3 separate regions of the Mus musculus genome follow, and regions 2 and 3 are each linked to region 1. A link is a loop called in an ENCODE intact Hi-C map of the cell type or tissue named here. Cell type or tissue: gastrocnemius. All regions are shown on one strand.

What was found. Peaks named below come from ENCODE experiments on the same cell type or tissue, not always from the same donor. Only the 100,000 strongest peaks of a DNase experiment are listed, where the experiment ranks them.
Region 2: it touches region 1 in a loop (2.5-fold over the local background); 16 of 42 quality-filtered maps call a loop at or near these places.
Region 3: a loop joins it to region 1, with 2.7 times the contacts of the local background. A loop is called at or near these places in 16 of 42 quality-filtered maps.

The regions. Positions count from the first base shown.
Region 1 is chr7:101,995,193-102,003,192 of GRCm38, reverse strand. It overlaps Numa1 (nuclear mitotic apparatus protein 1), which reads right to left. Exons shown (of 25, transcript NM_133947.3): 9 at 7,639-7,796; 10 at 7,258-7,375; 11 at 7,053-7,170; 12 at 6,618-6,758; 13 at 4,996-5,118; 14 at 1,534-4,893. Among named protein-coding and RNA genes, the nearest start is that of Gm39061, 7.7 kb to the right of the region's middle. In gastrocnemius, a CTCF peak has its summit at 3,589 (motif pointing left); DNase peaks (open chromatin) are centred at 2,790, 3,194, 3,567, 4,479 and 2 more places; H3K4me3 peaks cover 2,166 bases; H3K27ac peaks cover 4,660 bases.
Region 2 is chr7:102,073,857-102,081,856 of GRCm38, reverse strand. It overlaps Xntrpc (Xndc1-transient receptor potential cation channel, subfamily C, member 2 readthrough), which reads right to left. Exons shown (of 22, transcript NR_104582.1): 4 at 5,905-6,060; 5 at 3,930-4,108; 6 at 3,039-3,124; 7 at 2,680-2,852; 8 at 1,253-1,328; 9 at 247-374. It overlaps Xndc1 (Xrcc1 N-terminal domain containing 1), which reads right to left. Exons shown (of 11, transcript NM_001286689.1): 5 at 5,905-6,060; 6 at 3,930-4,108; 7 at 3,039-3,124; 8 at 2,680-2,852; 9 at 1,253-1,328; 10 at 247-374. Among named protein-coding and RNA genes, the nearest start is that of Trpc2, 5.3 kb to the left of the region's middle. In gastrocnemius, CTCF peaks have their summits at 3,163 (motif pointing right) and 4,933 (motif pointing right); a DNase peak (open chromatin) is centred at 3,152; H3K27ac peaks cover 913 bases.
Region 3 is chr7:102,061,447-102,069,446 of GRCm38, reverse strand. Rnf121 (ring finger protein 121) reads left to right here and starts at 4,282. Exons shown (of 9, transcript NM_029211.3): 1 at 4,282-4,381. The coding sequence starts at 4,319. It overlaps Xntrpc (Xndc1-transient receptor potential cation channel, subfamily C, member 2 readthrough), which reads right to left and starts at 3,956. Exons shown (of 22, transcript NR_104582.1): 1 at 3,643-3,956. Xndc1 (Xrcc1 N-terminal domain containing 1) reads right to left here and starts at 3,956. Exons shown (of 11, transcript NM_001286689.1): 1 at 3,643-3,956. In gastrocnemius, no CTCF peak of the experiment used is centred here; DNase peaks (open chromatin) are centred at 3,731 and 4,256; H3K4me3 peaks cover 2,853 bases; H3K27ac peaks cover 2,198 bases.

The DNA.
Region 1 (8,000 bases):
GGAAAGAGGCAAAAGGCTCCATTGCTAACTGCTTGCTTTCCAATTTGATTATCCCATTTTCTTAGAATGCCTGTAGAGACTAGGAGGGAGAGTGGAGAAAGTGATATGGGGTTGGAGAGATGGCTCAGAGGTCAAGGGGACTGTCTTCTCTTTCAGGGGTCCTGAGTTCAATTCCCAGCAACCACAAGGTGGTTCACAACCATCTGTAATGAGATCTAGTGTCGTCTTCTGGCCTACAGGCCTACGCAGGAAGATTACTAAGTATCAACTCTGTAGCCTACCAACTAGGGAGGACAGAGAGGCCTGAGAAGGATGGAGGCAGAGATCTCTACTCCACTTCTACTCCTCCTGTTCCAGAAAGCTCTATGTGAGTATGGCTCTGCGATGAGGCTCCAGGGTATAGTGGCTGCATCTTCTGAGCTGGTTGAGTTCCCTATCCTCCAAGGGCTGCCTCATTTGTCACCTTCATACCTTGGAAACTTGTAGGGAAGAAGGGTAATAATGTAAACAAAGCCATATAAATCTGTGTGCTTCCTCTTGGATTAGTCTCCTTAACTCAAAACGGGACTTGGGAGGTTTTGTTGTCACCAGGAAAGATGACACCTACTTCTTGACTCTGATAGGTGAAAGAAAGGACAGAAGTGGAGAGGCCGACCTGGGATGGGTAGGATGAGGCCACAGAGAGGGCCTGTAACACTGTACTCCTGGGTAGCCTGGGCCTGGACTCCATGGCTTGACCCTGCCTTTCACAAACAGTTCACAACAGGAGCTGGCGGAGCAAGCTGCAGCCGGGGTCATGCACCGAGACTGGTCACCGCTTAAGCAGCCAGCATTTATCGAGAACCCCAGGCATTACCTGCTTAGTCTGCTCTCTTTGAAATACCTCTAGTTGCTCCACCTGTGCATGGGGAGAAGTAATGGAGACAGTGAGATGCAGCCACTGCCAGACTGACCTCACTTGGGCTCTGATACTTCACCCAGAGAATGGGAGTGTAGGCCAACTGGATTCAGGTAACAGGCCATATTAAGCCTGAGATCACAACACTTGGGAGGAAAAGGCAGGAAGATCAAGAGTGCAAGGCCATCTTTACATATATAGTGAGTTCAAGGCTAACCTGAGTTATATTAGATCCTGTTTTAAAACACCAAAGAAACAAAAAGCTAGTCAACTTACTGTTCAGAGTCAGCTTTCAAAGAAAAGGAGGCCATAGGTATTGTCCTTATTGGAGGATGGGGGCGGGGGGTGACTGGGGAAGTTCAAACAGGGTCCAACTATGCAACCCCTATGTGGCCTCAAAAACATGATCTTCCTCCTGACTTAGCCTCCTAAATGCTGGGAATTCAGGCATGCACCACCATTGTCTGCCATTTCATTAACATTCTCTTTCACACAAACTTGGGATTCTACTAGTTACTACTTTTCTTTTTCTGCTACTCAGTAAACAAAGGTAGGCAGGCTACTGCAGTATAGATCTGGGATGGGAGGCAAGAGGAGGGCTACAGAATGCAGAGCACATAGCATGGACACCTTACCTGGGCAGTGAGTTTCTGCCTCTCTTCTTGGAACCTCTGCCTTTCCTCTAGGACCTTCACCTTGGCACCTTCGTACTTGGCAGTCATCACCTCCAGCTCCCGGCTAGTACTCTGTGCTTCTTGTCGCATTTCAGCCAAGTGGGTCTCAGCATCAGTACGCACAGCAGCCAACTCCTGGACATATTTCTCCCGGGCTTGATCTAGTTCTACTTCCAGAAACTGCCGGCCAAGGTTGGCCCGCTCTCCCAGCCCCCGGTTCTCCTCTGCCAGCAGGCCATGGGCCTTCTTCAGCATGCTCAGCTGCTCTGCATAGCTGGCCTTCTCTGCCCGCAGCTGCTGGGCTGCTCGCTCCTGCTCAACTATCTTCTGCCGCAAAGATCCGAGCTCTCCGAGCTCCCGCTGGGCCCGCATCAGCTCTGCCTGGAGCCCACCAGCTGCCTGCTTGCTCTGCTCGAGCTCCTCCCGGAAGCGCTTCTCGGCAGCCGCTTGCTCAGCTTGCAGCTGCTGACAAAGGTGCTTGGCAGGCAGCAGCTCACTTACCAGGGCCTGTGTGCTGGTGTGCTCCAGCTGCAGGGCAGAGAGAGCTTGCTCCTTCTGGAAAAACTTCTCCTGCCAGGCCTTCAATTCTTGGCCCAACTCCTCAGCTCGCTCTGCTTGTGAGGCCAACTCCTGCCGCGAGTTCTCTGAAACTACACGCTGTTTCTCCACCTCTTCCCGGAGGCTCTGGACCTCCTCTCGTAGAGCTGAGCTGCGTTCTGCTGCCCTGGCACTATTGCTGGCTGTTTCTACTTGAAGCAGGCGCAGCCTCTCTTCCAGCTTCTGGCTCTTCTCGGATTCAGCTACAACCAGGCGCTTCAACTCCTTGCTCTCCCCTTCCTTCTCTAGGACTTGGCGATTCAGGATGGATACCTCCTCTTCCAAGCTGCTGATAAGACTGCTTTTTCTTTCAGCCTCCTGCTGGCCCCGGGCTACCTGGGCCTTCCACTCTTCCTCAGCTTTGCTATGGTCCTGGGCTTTAGCACGGAGGGCTTGCAACTCTCTCTGAGCTGAAGCTGAGGCAGCCTGATTATGCCCTAGCTCTCGAGCCTTCTCTTCTAACTGGCCCTGCAGTGTCTCCAGGGCTTTGTCTTGCTCGGCCCGGCAAGCCCGCTCAGACTTGAGGCTGTGTGTCAGGCCTTCCACCTGTTGCTGCTGCTGCTGACACTGCTGCTCTAGCTTACTGATCTCTGCCCGAAGTGCCTGCAACTCAGGGCCTGGTGCATCTGTCTTTCCAGCTGTCTCCGACTGGGTTCCTGGGCCAGAAGCATCTTCTCCACTGGCACCCCCTGCAGGGTGCTCTTTTTCTTTCTTCACTAACTGTATTTTCAGCTGTTCCAAAGTCTGTTGAAGCTCCTTCAGCTCTGTTCTTTGAGCTGCCTCCTGCCCTCGAAGTTTGGCAAGCTCTTGGTCTGTCCCTTCCTTTTCTGTCAGGGCATGGGCCAGTGCTTCCTGTAGGGCAGCAAACTCCACACGCTGCTCATTGAGGGTGTTCTGCAGTCGCATCTCCAGCTCTGCCTTGGCTGCCTTCTCCTGAGCCAGGTCAGCCTGGGCCTGGCCCCGCTCCTGGGTCAGCCGTGCTACCTCCCTCTCCTGTTGCCCACGCTCCTCTTGCTGCTGGCCCTGGCTCTTGATCAGTGCTGCCCGCAGCCTCTCCAGTTCACCGCCCATCTGCTCAGCTTCACGCTCCATAGCTTTTACTGCTGCGTGTGTACTAGAGAATGGCCGTCCCTGCTGTTCTCCTAGCTGGTCAGACGCTCTGTTTGCAGCTCTCGGGGGCTCTTTGAGCAGCTCAAGTGAGGCTGTTTCCTGCTGCTCACCTGCCTTGAGCACCAAGGTCTTCAGACAGGCCACCTCCTTGTTAGTGGCAGCCATCTTCTCCTGCAGAGCTGAGAGATCATCTACCAGCTTCTGTGCTCTCACTTCCTTCTCCTGGACCTGCTGGATGGCTTTGGCCAGACTGGCATGAAGCTGGGCTAGCTGACTCTGCTGCTGGCCTGGCTGGCCTTCACTGTGGATCTCTACTGCCTCCTCCTGGACCTCTTGGCCAGTCTTCTCCCCTTTCAAAGCCATCAGCTGTTCCTGGAACATGGCACCGTACCTTGCCTCCTCTTGCTGTCTAGCTTCAAACCGCTTCTGCCGGCTCTCAACCTCTCTGATGAGCCGCTCACACTCACTCTCAGCTCTGTGCTGGGAAGCTGTGGCCTCTGCCAGCTCATGCCGCAAGGCTTCAGTCTCAGCCTGATGAGCCTCTTCAAGCTGCTGTATCCGGGCCTCCAGCCCCTTTCGCCCAGCCTTCTCTTGCTCTAACTCCTTCTGTTCCCGCTCCCGCTGCTCCATCAGGCTTCGAGACTCTGCCTCCATCTCAGTGGCACGGCACTGCTGCTCCTTCAGGGCATCTGCAGCCCTGCGTTTCTCTTCTTCAAGGCTGCCTTTGGTAATCTTCAAAGACTCCTCAAGGGCCCGGAGCTGCTCCTGGAGCTGGGCCTTCTCCTGAACCACCTTTTCTCGCTCAGTTGTTTTTTGCTGCTCAGCTTTCAGCTGGGCTTCTAGCTCTGTCACACGAGCTTGAACCTGACGCTGTTCCTGGTGGGAAGCTTCAATGCAGGCATGAAGCTCTCCTATCTTTTGGCTCAGCTCTGCCTTTTCCTGCTGAGCCTGTGTGACCGAGGTCTGCGCATTGTCCCTAGCATCATTGGCAGCCTGAAGTTGCTGCTGCAGACTCTCTAGCTTGGCATCCTTCTCCTTCTCCACTGTTTCTAGCTGCTGGCGAGCAGTATCCCGTTCCCTTAGAGAGGCCTCTCGAGCCTCAGCAACGATGGCCAGTTGCTGGGCGTGATCCTGTCTGGTTGCCTCCTGCTCCTTGGCTGCCTCTTCTAATTGCTGCTCCTTCAGCTTCAGGCTGCTGCTCAGCTGCTCCACCTGCTGGCGGAGGCCCTGGGCAGCCTGTTCTTGCTCTTGCATGGTCTGTAGCATCTGAGCCTGTTCCTTTTTGGCCTGTTCTTTCAGACTGGCCAGCTCTTGATCTCGCTGCTGCAGGGTGGCATTGAGCCCTGTCATAGAGGTCAACTGGGCAGTGAGCTGAGCCCCTTGGGCCTGGGAGGCTTGCTCTAACTCCTCTTTGGCCTGGCTGAGGTTAGAGACGGAGCTCTGAAGGTCAGCAATCAAGCTGGCCAGCTGCTGCTTTTCGTCTTCAAAGCGGCTCCGTTCAGCAAGCAGCTGGGCTTCCTGCTTGCCACGTTCACACTCCAGTGTCTCTACGCGGGTTTGGAGCTGGGTGTTGTCTGTGGCAAGTTTGGCTGCCTCTTGCTTTAGAGTGTCCAGCTGTTGGGATAAAGAGACAAAATGGGGATCAACCCTATCAGAGAACACCAAGAATCAACCCTATCAGATGGCCTTACTGTCTGTCTGTCTGTATTTTCCTACCTGCAAGGCGTCTCCTAGCACCTCACCCTTCTCCGGGGCTGGGCTCTCCTGCAGCCGAGTTGCTTGATCTTCCAGCTGGGAAAGCTTTCCCTGAAGAATTTCATTCTTCTCTTCAAGACATTTCTTGGAGTAAGCAAGAGACCCGTGTAAACAGACACGAAGAACAGTCACCAGAGACTCAATTATCTTGTCCCCTAGATTTTCCTTTGCCCTGGCTCAGAAGAAAATTCTCAGAAACCATGGGTCTGAGCTGGGAGTAAGGGCTCCCCAAAACTCAAGAAACTGAGACTTGAAAATGAAGAGTTCAAAAACCAACCTGTGCTCACCAGACCCTGCATGCATATCAACAGAAACCACAGGTCTGGACTTTTTGAGAACTTGACTTTCTACTCCCAATTACATTCATAAATTTAAGTCAAAATATACAAAGCCTACATACCATGTAGCCTTCCTCAGACAAACCTTGACTCAGATACTACCCAAATGCTTAAAAAACAACCCCAGGCATCAAGCCAGCCTAGCCTCATCTGCCCCAGCCTGACATCAACTCCCCCTCAACTGTGGGCACAAAGTAACATGCTCTTTAATCCCAGCACTTGGGAGGCAGAGGCAGGCGAATTTCTGAGTTCGAGGCCAGCCTGGTCTACAGAGGGAGTTCCAGGACAGCCAGGGCTACACAGAGAAACCCTGTCTCGAAAAACCAAAAAACAAAAAAAACAAAACAAAAAAACAAAAAAACCACTCATGATTCCAGACTCTAAGTGATAGGCCCAAGAGCTACTAGGTTAGGAAGTAGCAGAGCTGGGCTCTTAGTAACAACGGTAATGCAGATTGGGCACCCCAAGTCTGAAATCTGGAATCCAACAATCCCAAACCCAAAACCTTTTGAGCTCCAAACAAGATACCAAGAAGAGTCTTAAAATTTTAACAAATAATTGTGGCAGAATCTTACAACTCTGGCACACAGGAGAAAAAGAGTAGAGAACAGAGTCCAAAACCAGCTTGGGCTACAGAGCTAGGGACTTTAAAAAACAAAAGTTCAGAGTGATTTAGATATTAGATAAAGGGATGAACAACTTTAATACTGTCTATGCAAATATTTCAGAATGAAAAAAACCTATCTCTGGTATGCTTTTGACATTAAGCATTTCAGCAAAGAAACCCGACCTGAAATCACAACTAATTCACTAAGAGCTCATGAGTTGCCCTTCAACCACACAATAGTTAACAAAGCATCAGTCCCGTAAGAGACAGATTAACTTCTCCAAGATCCACACTTCACACATCACAGAGTTCACAGGAATGCTGCACTCTGAGTATAAAACCACTACCGCCGGGCAGTGGTGGTGCACGCCTGTAATCTCAGCACTTGGGAGGCAGAGGCAGGCGGATTTCTGAGTTCGAGGTCATCCTGGTCTACAGAGTGAGTTCCATTCTGAGGACAGCTAGGACTATACAGAGAAACCCTGTCTCAAAAAAAAAAAAAAAAAAAAAAACCAAACAAACAAACAAAAAAAAAGATCACTACCAAACCCTGAGAAGGCAGCGCTCATCACTCCAGGACCCAACAGACTGGTGAACTACATGTAGGAAACGTGAACAGCTCCAGAGCTGAGGGTTACCTTATCCTGGAGGGCTGTGCTGAGCTCATTTTCCAGACGAGCCTGCTTCTCTGCCCACTCCTGAGAAGCCTTGCTGTGCTCCTCTATCAGGTCGTTGAATGCACCCTGAAGTTGTTGCAAGTGGTTTGCAAACTCTCGAACCTGAGATATAAACAGGGTGAAAAGTTGGCACCTCTCCGCAGAAATTCCTTGAAACCCAGACCCCGGGGCCTCCAATAATCCTTCCCCACCTTCAATCCAATTACAGCCAATTACATCTCTCATCCAGAAACATACACCATCACTTAGAGCTGCCTGAGCACCCTTCAAGAAACCAATAGCAAGGAAAGTGACTAAAGCCCAAAGCCAGGTTCTAGACAGTCTTCTCAACCTTCTTGGGCAAACTTCCAGACCACCTCAGCCCTGAGGGGCCTCTGCACAGCCAGCCCCACTCACCTTAAAGGAAAGGTCCCCATTCTCCTCAGAAAGCTGGCTAATCTTTCGATCCATCTGGCTCTTCTCGGTCTTCAGGTTCTGACACTGCTTCAAAGTCTCATGCAGCCGCACAGTGAGGCTGCCAGGAGAGGAACTGTAAGAATGGTGTGGTCCCCACCTCGCTAGCAGGGAGCGGATGCTGGAAGGATGGCAGGGAGAGTCATACCTTTCATTCTTGCCTCGGAGCTCCTCAAGCTCACTGGGCTCCTGGGAGCTGGCTGCCTGCTTCTCATTCAGCAGAGCCAGGTGATCAATGCGCTGCTGCATCATGGCGATCTGCGCGTCTGCCCAGGACAGGGAGGGAGACAGAGTCAGCAAAGATCCAGGGGACAGAAGACAGCAAAGGAAGCACAGTATCCGTGCCACAGAAAAGGGACACGGGAAAGGAACTGAACCCAGTGTCTACCAGGTCAGACTGATGTTTGTGCCAGCGATGAGCTTGAGACTCCACTGTCAACAGAAGGGACACCATGGCAGGCAAAGCTGTCACCAAGACATCCCAAATGCTCCCCATCACCAGTACCCACACCCTCTGTCAGGTACCCACCCTTCTCAGTGAGGAGCTTGAGGCTCTCAGACAGCTCCAGCTCCAGGTCATCTCTGTTGCTCCTCTCGTCTGCCAGCTGCTTCTTCAGTCGTCTCATCTGGAACTGTGGGGTCTGCAGTATGTCGCCCATAGGGGAGGATGGAGAGCCTGAGAGGAAGCTGGAAGAGGAAGGAGGAGATGCAAAGATGCCAGGGTGAGAGTCTAAGGTGCAAAGTAACCAACAGCAGCTAGGGATGGGGCAGCAGTGACCATAACCAGTGTTTGGTTAGGGAGGCCAATGTGCCTGGGTTCTTTATCTGCCAGGCTACCTCCTGTCTCAGAAGATGACCTGGAGAACCTTTTCTTCTCCCTCCTCCATGCCT
Region 2 (8,000 bases), 79 kb before region 1:
GTCTACTGGGAAAGATCAGCTATGAGCATAAAGAACATTGCTGCCAGGCTTGGACAAATCAAAACTGTGTGTGTAACAAAACTGATTGGTATGTGTGTACCATATGCATGCACTTATGGAGGCCAGAGGCTGATACTTCGTATCGTATTGCTTCTCCAACTATTTGAGACAGGGTCTTCTATTGTACTTGGAGCCCACTAATTGTCTAGAACGACACCCACCCCCATGGTGATTGATGCAGTTCACCTGCACAAATAGGACACTGTCCAGCAGCCTGCACACCACCGTCATCACTTTTGGTCTGAGGTCGGTGCTGTCTTTGTCTTGTCCTTCCTGTCCTCCTATTTGGCTGAGAACTCGAGTTGGACAACGATCTGTGGGAAAGAACAGTTTAAGGGCAGCTATCTGGGAGAGACTACAAAGGCTGAAGGTATAGAATCTGGATCAGAAGCATGAAGAAGAAAGTGGAAAGAGTAACTGATTTTCCCACTCGATATGACAGACTTGGAGGAAAGCAGTTAACCTTCGAGCATTTGACAACAGAGCTTCTACCATTGGCCTCAGTTTCTAAAAATTAATTAATTTTGAAATAGGGTCTCACTATGTAGCCCTGTATATCCTAGAACTTAGAGGTAGACCAGGCTTTCCTAGAACTCAAGTTCGGACTGTCTTTGCCTTTCAGCTTCTGGGATTAAAGGCGTATGCCATCATGCCTAGCAGTTTTTCAATTTTAAAACTGAGATTATACACATACCATAAATTAGCCTTCGGTCCTAGCACTCGGGAGGCAGAGGCAGGTGGATTTCTGAGTTTGAGGCCAGCCTGGTCTACAGAGTGAGTTCCAGGACAACCAGGGCTACACAGAGAAACCCTGTCTCAAGAAAAAGAAAAAAAAATTAGCCTTTGGAAACATGGATTAAAGCTGAGTAACTAAGTATTTCTAGGACGTTTTCTATCAACCCCCAGGAAACTCCAAATGCATGTCAGTCACTCCACATTCGTCTGTCTGTCCCCATAGACACCAGCAAACACTGATTTCAGGCTGGCCTGAAACTTGCTGTGTATCCCACTAGTCCAGCAGTCCTAGTTGTCAAATGTATAAGCTTCCTGAGTGCTAGGATTACAGGTCTAAGCTGTAAGATGTACATTGTGATCACATGCAGTGTGCGTGTGACCTGATCTTCTGATTCTGGCTCACTATGACCGGGGAAGGGCTTAGGAGAGCAGCGGGCTGGGGAGGACGGCTGCCTACCTCCTTGGCTCCTGCACTTTCCTCCTCTTCCTTCTGCCCACAGCCGTCTTCCTGTTTGGTTCTTCTGCTCTGGGCTCTGCGTTAGAAATGCTCGTTAATAATTTCTTGTCCCCCAGACATGATGGCTCGTGCCTGTAAGCCCAGCACTGGGAGCAGGTTTAAGGTCAACTGGGATGAGTGTTAAGACATTCTTTTGAAAGACAAAATCAAACAGTCTAGCTATTTCCTGAAGGCCTCCACACTTTAACTTTTCTTTCAAGATATTCTATCTTCTCTGTCTGCTCAATTTTTTTTTTTTTTTTTTTTTTTGCTCATTCAATAAGGAAATACTTTTTCCTGTAAGGTCTTTCCCTGGATTTTCTGACTGAAATCTTGATATTCTATGGTCTTTTCCTTCAAAGTACTTATAGATGAACTTTAGATTTCCTTGTTTGACACGGGCATTTCTTTACTAAGATATGAGCACTGTTATTTTATTAATTATAGCTATCTCTGGCTCCATATGAGGTTAGCACATAGCGATATTCATTAAATGCCTGTCAAGTGAGTGTTAACAAAACCCAATAGTCACTAATTACTTATTTGAAATTTCAGACACACTTGGTACGTACGGCACTGAATGTATTTCAAAGGGCTTACATAATCTCAGTACCTTATCAACAGTATACCCCCAAATCCCCGAATGCTTGGTTTCTTTTCAGTCTCCTCTTACAGCCTCTGAAATGACCCCCATTACCGACTGCCTGTTTGTACCGAGAGCTCCTCTGAGTGTAGGTGGTCTCTAGCAAATGGCACGGCATCTATGAGAAGGTTGCAGAACGCTAGGATGCACCTTTAATCCAGCACTTGAGAGGCAGAGGCTAGTAGGTCCCAGTGAGTTCTGGGCCAGCTAAGAGCTAAGTAGTGAGAGATCTTATCTTAAGGGGGTAAAAAAGCTGTGACTTCTGGTTGGCCCTGTCATTCCCTCGTGTTTGTCACCAATGAAATAGCCGCCACACTCTGAGATGCTGACACTCTGAGATGTTGACACTCTGAGATGCTGACATTCCTTTTCCTTTGTCACAGGGTCTTGTGTTCCTCAAGGTGGCCTGCAGCTCTGTCTGTAGCCGAGAATGATCTTGACTATTGACCTTCTGCTTCCTCCACTTCCCAAGAGTTGGGCTTGAGGAATTCACCACAGTTGTCTTTCTGAGATGATCACAGAATGCTAATACTGCACCGGGCTGAGCTATTATTTGGTTTAACCCTTTTCCTATAAACATGAGCAAAGAGAGGCAAAGACAAAGGTTCCTGGTTCCTAGGCCAGTATTCTTACAGCCATTATGTAGGATTTAATTTCTCTCTCCCCTGACAGTTTTCCCTTCACTTGAAGCCAGTGAGCTAGTCCAGTACGCTGCGGTAGAGTCGGGGAAGAAGGGCAGCCTCACCTGCACTCTCTGCACGGCTGGGACCTGGTTCTCCGTGGCTGTTGTTTGGGCTTACCACACTGGCTGGAGGGGCCTTACGGGCAGCAGAAAGCACCATGCGGGCTGCCCGCCCCAGAGGCCCTGGCTGCAACTGCTTCAACATACCCTTGAGCTCTGAAATTTCCTTGGTGCTCCTGCAGAGACGTAGTAACTGGTTTCACTCAGAATACAGACATTACTCTACTTACTTGAATGAAACATAGTTTGCCATTCTGACATGTTTAGACCTTAAGTGACTAACCAGGGGACCACGGGATGGGTTTTTGTGCCCATGAGCTATATGGCCTTGTCCTTGAGAAATATCAACAGCAGGTACATACGTCTGGGGATCGGGGAAGAATGTCCTCCGGATAGAAGGATTAGTCAGCCAGGGCCTAGGATCAGACTCCAGCACATCTGTAGAGTTCTGAGGAGAAAATGGAGAATACCCAGATTTACCAGCAGGGGACACTGCTGCCTAGGAACGAACATGATTGTATCTGCCGTGAGCAATCTATAACACTGTGATTTTTGTATGCTCAGGGTTTTGTCAGGATCAGAAGGGCTCTGGAACTAAAAGAATCCACACTATTGGGTAAAACCAGCCTACAGGGACTAATACACCTCTAATCCCAGCACTCGGGAGGCAGAGGCAGGCGGATTTCTGAGTTCGAGGTCAGCCTGGTCTACAAAGTGAGTTCCAGGACAGCCAGGGCTATACAGAGAAACCCTGTCTCGAAAAAAACAAAAAACAAAAAAAACCCCAAAACAAACAAACAAACAAAAACCATTATTCCACCTGGCACTGGCAGCTCAAATATCCAGAAATGGTCTCAGCCTGAACTCTAGTAGGATTTCTGGTGGTTGCTCAGGGGCTTGTAAAGCCAGTCCCCTCTACCAAAAGGAATTTCTCTCTCTCTCTCTCTCTCTCTCTCTCTCTCTCTCTCTCTCTCTCTCTCTCTCTCTCTCTCTCTTTCTGTTTTTTCGAGACAGGGTTTCTCTGTGTAGTCCTGACTGTCCTGGAACTCACTTTGTAGACCAGGCCGGCCTCGAACTCAGAAATCTGCCTGCCTCTGCTCTCTTTTTTATATCTACAAAAAAACCTTCCACTTAACCATACCATGGATCAGTCCATGTCATTAGTTCATACGCAGAAAATCTTATATTCTTTCTCTCTCTTTTCTTCAATCAAGTATCAGGTTCTAACTAGAAACTGAAAAGTTAGAACATACCTGGTTAAGCCCAGAGCTCCCAGGGGCTGAGGGATCTACTACAGGGTCAGCCAGAGAGCCCAGAGAGGAACGCACTCGTAGGAAGGCCAGGCCAAAGGACTGATGACGTGTGAAAGGTTGGGAGCAGGTCAATCGAAGTCGATCCCAGGACTCTCCTGAGGCTGGAGTCAGGAAATCACCTGAAGAAAAAACATCAGAGAAAAAGGAAGGGCTGGAGAGAGGGCTCAGTAGTTAAGAGCACTCGTTATTCTTGCAGAGGACCAGAGTTCAGTTCCTAGCACCCATGTCACATGGTTTACCTGTAATTCTAGTCCCGGGAATCCCACACTCTCTTCTGGCCTCCTCAGGTACAAGTACATATATCCACCCCCCCATCTACATAAATAGAACAATAGAAATAAATATTTACAAATGAGAGAGAGAGGGGGAGGGCGGGAGGAAAGCGGGCATGTGTCATCTCAGCACTTGGGAATAGAGGCAAGAGGCTAGCCTTGATTGCAAAGCAAGTTTCAGGTTTGCTTAGGCTACATGAGACCCTGGAGAGAGGGAGAAGGAGAGGGGAAGGTGTGTGTGTGTGTGTGTGTGTGTGTGTGTGTGTGTGTATGCAAGTGTGAGCTTGAGCAACAGAGAAGGAGGAGGCAGGGAGAACGTCCGCATCAGAAGAAAGGCAAGCCAAGTCAAGGCCAACACGCGGCAGATGCCAACCAGAGGAAGAATGGAGATCAGCGGTACACGTCCCTTCAGGCTGTGCTGCTCAGGGGAAGGTCTGGAAAACTGGTGAGGCAGGGCCCTTTCAGCCTAGTTCCTTGTCTTCTACCCACTCCTCCACCACAGTTCCATACCAGTCTCCACCCTCCTGAACATGAGGCTGCAACCTCCCACACACTCCTACCCACTCTATGCAGCCTCCACAGTATCAAACACCAATACCACAAACTTAACTTAAAAAAAAGATAAAAAATGTATTTACTCTGTACCGTGTTCTGCCTGCATGTGTGCCTGCAGGCCAGAAGAGGGCACCAGATCTCACTAGAAATGGTTGAGCCACCATGTGGTTGCTGGAAACTGAACTCTAGAGTAAACAGTGCTCTTAACCTCTGCACCATCTCTCCAGCACCCCAAACTTCACATTTTTGATTCTTTTTTTTTTTTTTAAAGATTTATTTATTTATTATATGTAAGTACACTGTAGCTGTCCTCAGACACTCCAGAAGAGGGAGTCAGATCTTGTTACGGATGGTTGTGAGCCACCATGTGGTTGCTGGGATTTGAACTTCCGACCTTTGGAAGAGCAGTTGGGTGCTCTTACCCACTGAGCCATCTCACCAGCCCCAACACATTTTTGATTCTTAACATGATCCAGTCAGTGTATTGTTCCCTATACCTCAAAAACCTCTCCAAAATCTCACTCTTATTCTACAAGACAAAAATGTCCAATTTAAACACAGATAAACAGACTGTATGCCTGAGAGTCCAGGAATCATATATTATGCATCTGTTACATGCCTGGTAAACACAGATTTGCATGAGAAGAATTCAAGAAAAACTATGTATTATATAAATATAGCCAGCAAAATTTATTCTATACTTTTTTCTTTTTTTGTCATGCTAGAAATTAAACACAATTATTCAAATAAAAACATGTATTGAAATGGATGTGGTGGCGTATGTCTGTAATTCTAGCACCTGGGAGGCTAGGGCAGGAAGTATTTAAGGCTAGCCTGGGCTGCACAACAACCAAAACCCTGAAACACAATGAACCAGACACCAACGAGTCACAGGTAAATATATAAATCATACTCATCTATATCCCCATCCTTGTCACCAGGCAGAACTCACACAAACACTAGCCTACCCTGTGCTCCTAACAGATGCGGCTAAGCCCTAGCACGGGCTCCCTCCCACAGGCTACCCCCCAGCAGCACTAAGCCCTGCCTCTACACTGCATCTGCCTTTCTGCTTTTGCCCTCTTTACCATCTTTAAACATCCGGACCCCTGAGCGGTTCTTCCCCGACTTGGAGTCAGTGCGGGACATTAGCATGGTGGCAGGGAGCAGGGTGACGAAAGGTCTGTCCAGGGGCCAGGAAGAACGACCCACATCAATCTGTAGGAAAGCACAGCCACAGTTTCCTGAGGGCAAAAAGTGGAAGGCTGATGAGGATGACGGAGAGTACGGACGGGGCGGGAAGGGACACCCACACTACAGCAGTCACACAAGGAGCCACCAACTGCAATGGAATGAAACCCCAGACCATTAAATGATGGTGAAGGGTCACCATAGCCATCTCAGCCTGAAACCTGCCCTGGGAGGCACTGTTCCTTAGAAGGGATTCCTGAGAAATCCAAGACAGTGGCCTCTAACCAGTCTTTAGTCTGAAGAATTCTAAAGCCAACTTGGACAGAGTCTTAACAGAAAGCTGTCCATCTTCTTTTAAAAAGTTGTTTTATTGCACACGTATGGGTATTTTACTGCATTCATGTCTGTGTACCACTTGAGTGCCTGGTATCCTCAGAGATCTGAAGAGGAAGTCAGATCTCCTGGATCTGAACTTACAGATGCTTGTTAGTCACCATGAGGGTACTGAGAATTGAACCTATGTCCTCTAGAAGAGCAGCCAGTGCTCTTAACCACTCAGCCATCTCTTCAATACCCTCACCTTGTTTTTTTGTTTGTTTGTTTGGTTGGTTTTTTGAGACAGGGTTTCTCTGTGTAGCCCTGGCTGTCCTGGAACTCACTCTGTAGACCAGGCTGGCCTCGAACTCAGAAATCCGCCTGCCTCTGCCTCCCAAGTGCTAGGATTAAAGGCGTGCGCCACCACTGCCCGGCTCTCACCTTGTATTTTAAAGACAATCTTTTATTGGCCTGGAGCTTGCCAAGTAGGCCACTGTGACCGAAGCAAAGTTGGGGTGGAAAGGGTCCATTTGGCTTATACTTTCATATCAATGTTCATCATTGAAGGGGTTGGGGATTTAGCTCAGTGGTAGAACACTTGCCTAGCAAGCGCAAGGCCCTGGGTTTGGTCCTCAGCTCTGAAAAACAAAACACTCAAGGTAACTGGCATCACTAAAAGCAGTGAGGACAGGAACTCACACAGGGCAGGAGCCTGGAGGTAGGAGCTGGTGCAGAGGCCATGGAAGGTGCTCAATTCCCATGGTTTGCTTAGCTTGCTTGCTTGCTTGCTCTTCCTTCCTTCCTTCTTTTCTTCCTTCCTTCTTTCCTTCCTTTCTTTTTTTCAAGACAGTGTTTCTCTGTGTAGCCCTGGCTGTCCTGTAATTTACTCTGTAGACAAGGCTGGTCTCAAACTCAGAGATCCACTTGCCTCTGCCTACTAAGTGCTGGGATTAAAGGTGTGTACTGCCCCTGTCCAGCTGCCTGCTTTCCTACGGAAACCAGGAACCACTGACAAAGGGCTTCCCACATTAATCAATAATTAAGAAAATTCTTGAGCTGGTGAGATGGCTCAGCAGTTAAGAGCGCCGACTGCTCTTCCAAAGTTCCTGAGTTCAAATCCCAGCAACCACATGGTGGCTCACAACCATCTATAACGAAATCTGATGCACTCTTCTGGAGTCTCTGAAGACAGCTACAGTGTACTTACATATAATAAAATAAATATTAAAAAAAAAAAAGAAAGAAAGAAAATTCTCGGCCGGGTGGTGGAGGCGCACACCTTTAATCCCAGCACTTGAGAGGCAGAGACAGGTAGATTTCTGAGTTCTAGGCTAGCCTGGTCTACAAAGTGAGTTTCAGGACATCCAGGGCTACACAGAGAAACCCTGTCTCGAAAAACCAAAAAAAAGAAAAAAGAAAAAAAACGAGAAAATGCTCTACAGTCTTGCCTACAGCATAATCTTATGGAGGCATTTTCTTTCTTTCTTTTATTTATTTGTTTTTGTTCTTTTGTTTGTTTTTGAGACGGCATTTCTTTATGTCGCCCTGGCTGTTCTGGAACTAACTCTGCAGACCAAGCTGGCCTTGAACTGGAGGCATTTTCTTAACTGAGGCTCGATCCACTCAGATGATTTTAGCTTGTGTCAAGTTGACATTCAACTATGCAGCACACCAGTGA
Region 3 (8,000 bases), 66 kb before region 1:
CTCATAGGTCAAGTATGGCCTTGAGTCCTCTTACAGAGGACCTAAGTTTAAATCCCAGCACCCACATGGCAGCTCACAGCTGTCTGTAGTTCCAGTTCCAGAGGATCTGACACCCTCACACAAACATACATGTAGGCCATACACCAAATGTATGTCAAATAAATAAATAAAAACAACAAACACAGGAGCCAGGTATAGCATCATGCACCTGTTATCCCAGCTACAGGAGAGGGTGAGGTGGACTTTGGGGCCATGTTGCAGGATATTTGATCACATTGTGAACCCGGAGATTGTGTTATTTACTAGGAAGGAAAAGCAGTTTCTAGTTGTGGTGTGCATGGCTCAGCCGTTAGCTTTAATATAAACAATGAAGGTAAAACTAGTTTGTAGAAGGAAGCACACGTGTTTGAAAGTGATGTCTAATTTAGAAGCTGACAAAATGACGAATCAGAGAAAGATTTGACAGAATAGGATATGCCCAACTCTCATGAGAACAGAGAGGAAAGAGTCACTACGTAAGAGGAAACAGTGCAAGCTAGGCGGTGGTGGTGCACGCCTTGATCCCAGCACTTGGGAGGCAGAGGCAGGGGGATTTCTGAGTTAGAGGCTAGCCTGGTCTACAGAGTGAGTTCCAGGACAGCCAGGGCTACACAGAGAAACCCTGTCTCAAAAACAAAACAAAACAAAACAAAACAAAAGAAGAGGGAACAGAGAGAGGGGGAGGAGGCAGTTTTATTGGAAGAGTTTTACAGAGTTAGGTTGAAGAGAGAACAAGCCAGAGAATGACAAGCCAGGAGATTAGAACAGATTGCTAGAGTTAGTTTAAAGCCAAGCAGGGCAATTCAGTGAGAAGTGGAAAGAAGCCAAATTGAACCAGTCAGCCTGGGGAGGAGTTTGAGCTAGGACAGCTGAGTTTAACCAGCCAGCCAGAGCTCAGAAAGAACGAGAAAAGATGAGCTTCTTACTCAGGAGTAAATAGCGGAGGCTGAAAATATTCTAGGCCCAGATAAGGGTTGTACAGATGCTAGAAGCTTCCAGGACGAAGCCTAGGTTAGCAGAGGGAGGTAGTAAGCCTCAGAGACAAGCACTACAGGAAAAAAAAAATATTTGTACAGGGCTAGCCTGGGCAACATAGGAAGAACTTATCCATAAATAAATAAGCACACATTTTCTTTCTTTCTTTCTTTCTTTCTTTCTTTCTTTCTTTCTTTCTTTCTTTCTTTCTTTCTTTCTTTCTTTTTTCTTTTGGTTTGTTGAGACAGGGTTTGTCTGTGTAGCCCTGGCTGTCCTGGAACTCACTCTGTAGACCAGGCTGTCCTTGAACTCAGAGATCCACCTGCCTCTGCCTCCCAAGTGCTGGGATTAAAGGCATGTGCCACCACTGGCCCGTTTCATCTGGGTATTTTAGTTGGTCTTTTGCTAAACTTTTTTGGGTTTGCTTTGTTTTGTTTTTGTTTTTTTGAGACACAATCTCACTTTGTAGCCCAGGCAAGTCTAGAACTTACTATGTGGCACAGGCTGATCCTGAACTCATGGCAACTCTGCTCAGTGTTGTGATTATAAGCGTGAGCCACCATACACAGCTCAGAAACGTTTTAGGAGTGCGCTCCTATGTACTCACAAGGCCCATGATGGCAGGTGCCCTCTCTCATTCTCCCCTTTGCTTTCTGAGTCAGGAGCTCCTGACTCTCACATAACCTAGCTCAAAGATTGGCTAGGAGGGCTTGCCAGCAAATCCCCCAGGACCTCCTCTCTCTACTTCCCAGTGTTGTTGAGGTTACAGGCACCACCACCTGCTGCTGTGCTTTTTTTTTTTTTTTAAATACTGTCTTGGCTAGAACTTAGAACTTGCTATGCAGCCCAGGTTGGCCCCTGCCTCCTGGATGCAGGATTAAAGGGTTTCATCACTACAGCCAGCCTCCTGGCATTTCTATGTGGGTGCTGGGGATCTGAATTCAGGCTCTGCACACACCAAAAAAACCATACTTCATTCACTCAATCAGCTCTCCAGACTAAAATTTTATTTATTAGGGCTTTTCAAGGCAGGGTTTCCCTGTAGAGCAGCTCTGATCGTCCTGGAACTGTAACTGTAAACCTGGAACTGTAAACCAGGTATCTAAACTCACAGCGAATCACCTAGCTCTACCTACCAAGTGCAGGGATTAAAGGAATGCCCCACCACGCTTGGACTAGGTTAAAACTTTAAATATCTGCAAAAACACAAGAAAGTAAATGAACTCTTATGTATTTATCATTCAGGTTCAATAATTCATTAGTAACAAGTGTTTAATGATATCTGAATGTCTTTAGGTAAGGGTCTCTCAAGATTCTTTTTTTTTAAAAGACACGATCTTGCTACATAGTCCTTGCTGACCTTGTATTTGCTATGTAACCCAAGCTAGCCGGTATTTTTTATTAAATTTATTTATTTATTTATTTTGGTTTTTTTCAAGACAGGGTTTCTCTGTGTAGTCCTGGCTGTCCTGGAACTCACTCTGTAGACCAGGCTGGCCTCGAACTCAGAAATCCGCCTGCCTCTGCCTCCCAAGTGCTGGGATTAAAGGTGTGCGCCACCATGCCTGGTTAAATTTATTTTTTACATTTATTTGTGTGTGGGTGGATGTGCAGGGGTCAGAAGAGAGCTTGCAGAGTCAGATTCTCCCTCCACCATACGAGTTCTGGAGACGGAATGCACGCCACTAGGCTTGGTAGCAACTGCCTTTTCCCACTGAGCCATCTTTTCTCCCCCCAACCCACCCCGAGGATTTATATTTTATGTGTAAGAATATTTTGCCTGCATGCACATATATGTACTACCTGTGTGCCTAGTGCTGGAGGAAGCCAGAAGAGGGTGTCAGATCTTCTGGAAATGGAGTTCCAAACGATTTTGAACTGTCACGTGAGTGTTGGGAACTCAACCTGGGTCTCCTGAAAAAGCTCTCTTAATCTTCGAGCCATACCTCCAGCTCCAACACTGAGCCATCTTGCTGGTCCCCAAGAAAGTATTTTTGAGATGAAGTTCTTACTGTGTTGTTTAGCCCAACCCTTAACTCCAGATCCTTCTGCCTCCCAAATGTTGGTATCTCAGGCATTATGCTCATGCCAGGGCTGTCTTGATCTAGTAATTTCGCCTCAGATCTGACTTTTTCTTCAATATCCTACTCATATAATTCCATGAATCCTAACTCATTTCTAGCCACAGTGGCTTTCCAATCTATCATCGCTTAAGTTTTCTTCCTATCTTCTCATGCTATTTCTTCTGCTTGGAATACTTGCTCTCTTTAAAACGTCACACACATGCTCGTCTTAATCAAAGCAACAGCTCCATTCTGCTAATTCTTACTTAATATTTAACAAGTGCCTCCCCAGTAACAACTATATGGTTATGTCTTGACAAGGTTGTGAGCTCCTGGAGAACAGGTTTTTTGTTTGACTCATTCTTACTTACATATCTAACGTAAAAGGAAGAAACACCCAGATGATTAGCAATTATCTGCTACTTACTGAGGTCCCATTTGATTCTTAAACGCTCAGATTCTGAGGCTTAAAACTCCGGAACCGGGTGCTCTGTTCGTTTTCTTGTTGGCCACCCTCCTCCCTTTCACTACTTCTCTCCAGATGACAAATCCCAACCCTTCTCACCCGAGTTCGTAAACTTTACGTCGTGGTAGCCTCAGCTCCGGAGCTCCGGATCTTATTCTCCCGCCAATTCCGTTCCGTGACCTCCGCCTTCTGGCCCCAAGCCTTTCTACTGTAGGAACGGGTTTTGAGTCCTACGGGAGCCGCTTTTTCTGAAAGACGACTTCCAAGAGGAAATACAGCAGTTACTACATCTAAAAACAAAATAACAAAACCCCGCGTGCGTGTATATATATATTTTTTCTTTTTTTTTTACACGCTCCAGTCCGCCCTTAGCGAGTGGGACTTAAATTTCCGGGTCGGACTCAGTGCAGCATGGGAAATGTAGTTCTTAGTGCACACGCGTCTCTGCTCGTGTCCTAAGCGAGGGAGTGTCGCGAAATTTGCGCATTCAGGGACTCTCCCTTTTCCTCTCCACAGTGCGGACTGGTGCCATGTTTACAATGAAATAGTTCAAGAACAACTTTTCGTTTTCCGAGAACGCTCTCCTGCTGAAGCTTGGCAGCGCACGAGTCGCCCCTTCTTAATTCCGAAGGAGCAGGTAGACGGTCTCTAGGTTCCTCACAGGCATCCGCCGGTCTTGCTGCTCCGCCCAGGCCGCGCCTCCGATTGGCTACAAGCGCTTGAGCGGCGGAAGCAGCTGGCTCGCGGGGGACCGGGGTGGGGGCCGGCCGTGAAGATGGCGGCAGTGGTGGAGGTGGAGGTTGGAGGAGGTGCTCTTGCGGAAAGGGAGCTAGATGAGGTAAGAGGAATTGAGAGACAAGAAAGGAAAGGCAGCTTGGAAGTGGAGGGAGAGGAAGTGAGGGATGGGAGCCGGAGGTCCTGGGAGAAACAGGAAAGATCTTGAGGAAAAGGGAGCTGACGGGGAGGCGGGTTTTCTGTGAGGGAAATCTGAGGGCTTCTGACTCAGGGACCCCGAGGCGTTCATGGTGAAGTAGGTTGGCAGTAGCTTTAAGGGTGGTGATGAAGGGCAGGGCAGAGGCTAGGGAGAGACGTTAAAGATTTTGAGGTAATTAAGACGGAGGTCCAAGGTAGGCTCTGGGGCTAAGAGGTAGCATTAATTGGAGGGGCGTGGACTTTTCTGTAAGGCAAGGCCGAGGCTTTCACTGTGGGAAAGGACTACCAGCTTGATGTGGAGGTTGGGGACACAATGCTAATATACTAGTATTACAGCTTTTAATTATAGGCAGGAACCATCTTATTCTTATATTTGAAGGTTTGTACATATCGCATGTTCAGTAAAGTTTTGGTCAACGAATGAATGAATGAATGAATGATTGTGAATGAATGAACAGTCATGTAGCAGAAACAGTCCATTTTGCTCACTGAACCAACATTTTTAGTTCTGTGACAAGACCTGGGTTAAGTGTTTGGAACTCAAGAGACCTTCCTCTTGTAAAGTCTACAGTGTCGTTATGGGATAAGAAGAGACATTGCATTATGTGTATTGTGGTTCCGAGAAGAGAGCCAGGGAAAGTTTTCCAGTTGTTGAATGGTTTTCTACTTCATATTCTTATTCTCGTTCATCCTCCCCGCCCCCTCCTCTCTCACCGGTCCCTTCAAGGTGAACTTGAAAAGGTATGAACCCTTTATCTACTAGGCGTTTAGCAATCTAGGTATTGAATTACTAGTGGTCCTTGAAGGAGACATTGAGCTTGAAAGAAATGAAAAGTCCTGGGCTCTGAAGGAAAGTACGAAGGTAAGCGATAAGGAGCAATCTGAGGCCAAGTGGTCAGTGGTAGTGTCGAGTTGCTTTGTGGTCTTCTGTGTGCCAGCGTATGGATAGAGATAACACCGGAGGACTAGGAGAGTGAGTAGTGATTGTCAGGGAGAGTCTCTTCCTATGTCTTTGATGTGGTTTAGATTGGTGAAGAGCCTGAGGCAAGGAGTAGGTTTAGGAATGACAGTTACTTGGTATGGTATGAGTCTAATTTGTTTTTGCTTTTGCTTTCTGGTTGGAATAAACTGAAAACACTAGACTAACAGGTAACAGGTGGCCTAGTTTCTCACTTGCCAGTTGTTAGAGACTAAAGGTGTTTGAATGGTGCTTGGTTAGAAAGGTGAAGTGGTTGTAGAAATAACTTTACAAGGCCCCTTTTAGCTTTAAGTCTCTGTGTTTACAGTTGGCAGCTATTAACTGAGGTATTTTGAATAATAAATAAGTTGCTGAAATTAAAATTTATGGTTGGTTAATTATGGCTCTTCACTGAGATGGTTTCATATGTAACTTAATTGAATATTTCTATCCCAGTCTAGCTTTTAAATGAATGAGACTTTGACTACGATTTATTTATTTAACTTTAGCACAATTACTGGGTAAATTACCCCTATCTAATTTTCTTTTTCTCTTTTTTTATTTTTTATTTTATTTTATTTTATTTATTTATTTATTTTTTTTGAGACAGGGTTTTTCTGTGTAGTCCTGGCTGTCCTGGAACTCACTCTGTAGACCAGGCTGGCCTCGAACTCAGAAATCCGCCTGCCTCTGCCTTCCAAGTGTTGGGATTAAAGACATGTGCCACCACTGCCTGGCCCTGTCTAGTTTTCTAATGGCTCGACTGGCTACATCCCCAACTCTGCTCCCCAAATACTTGCTGTTTGAGTCTTCCCGAAGGGTTATTTCAGCTCCAGCAATTTTGGGTTCATGTTCTTGGTCCGTCGTGGCTAGTGGAGACCTCCTCTTTCCTGTCTTCTCTCTCTCTCCTTTCTCCTCTTCATCCCTAGCTGTGACCTCTGCCTGGTAACTTAAACCCTGCCTCCTCCTATTTTCCCCAGTAATTGGCTAGCCCCAGTTTTATTTAGCCAATAGTTTTAAATTAGAGAGCAAGGTTTTCACAGCAAAGACTGGTGTACATGGGAATTTTCTCACTTTGAGGCAGCCAGATCTTGGGGTACAGAATTTAGTATTTGAATACATAGCAGCACCAGACCATTCATATATCTGACTTTTTGGAGACATGCTGTCACTGAACTCTGCCCTTTTTCTCTCCTTTTCTCTCTTGTGAGTGCTGGAGTTATATGAGTGTGCCACTGATGCCCGGCTACGTTTTGACTTTCTGCTTCTTAGTGTTTTAAGGATTTAAGTAATATTAGTTGGATGATACATATTTCAGTGTTAGGTCTACAGGTCAACTTTACATGAAGCCACTAACATCCATCCCAGAACCCTTGTTGCTTATTTTCCAAGAAAGAATATATCCTTGTTGTGAGGAAATTCTGTGTGAACTGGTTGTGTTCTTTTCCTTATGAGTTTAAAAAAGTAACTTGAGAAGCAGGAAGTTATCATGAAGCTCTAGAAAGAAGGATCTGACAGATCTCAGTTTGTGTGCCTTCTACCAGTGTCTCCTCTGTTTGTGCTCAAGCTTTCCCTAGTCAATGAATGATAAGGTGACCTATATCATTAATATGTAACTACGGGAGTTTACTGTATGTCATGCCTTGGGAATTCAAAGGTGAGTAAAACAGGATCTTTATCAGTTTACAGTCCAGTGGGTAGATATGCAAATAGGCCATTACAAAGCTAGTAAGTAAGTGTTGGGATGTTTGTGTTCTTGTGCCTGTGTGTGAGACAAGTGCAGTGAGGCACAAGAAACAACCCTAAAGTTGGTTACGGGAAGTCATGATAGAAATGGAAATAGCTGAAAGACTAAAGATTTAACCTACCATAAAAAGCTGTGATTTGCATGTAGATCAGTGTTGCTTTCTTCCTGAACTTTCTGCCTGCCTGACACCCCTTATTCTGGAGTCCAGGCTGGAAAAGAATAATGAGGAGCCTGGTTAAGATGGGCGTGATGCACTTTGGAAGAAGGCACATGCTGTGATTTATTCTTCAGAATATTATGTCTATATTTTCCAAAATCAGATGTCATTAGTACATGCGTAGTCTGGAATAGCAGTTCCATCTTTTGGTCTGGCTAATAACTTCTTCTGCCTTGGAGAGCAGGATAGAAAGATGGGCTTAGGGTAGAACTACCTGTGGAAACAGCACTGTTGATGGAATCTTTAAGACAGCTACCATTTAAGGTCTTTACCTTGGTTATCTCATTTATTACTTACAGAAGCCATGTGCTACTTTGTTAGATGCTACTTTGTCTTTTCTTTAAAAAGGATCGATTTTAATTCATGTGTATGTGTGCATGCATACAAATGTATGGGTATCTGTGGGGTCCAGAAGAAGGTGTCAGATCCCTTGGAGCTGGAGTTACACGTGGTTGTAAAGTACCCAATATGTGTGCTGGTCCTCTGCAAGAGCAATGTGTGCTCTTAGCCACTGAGCTATCTTTCTAACCCCAGCTCTGTTTTTACATTTTCTTTTGAGATAAGGTCTTGATAAGTTTCCTAGGTTGGTGTTATACTCAGAA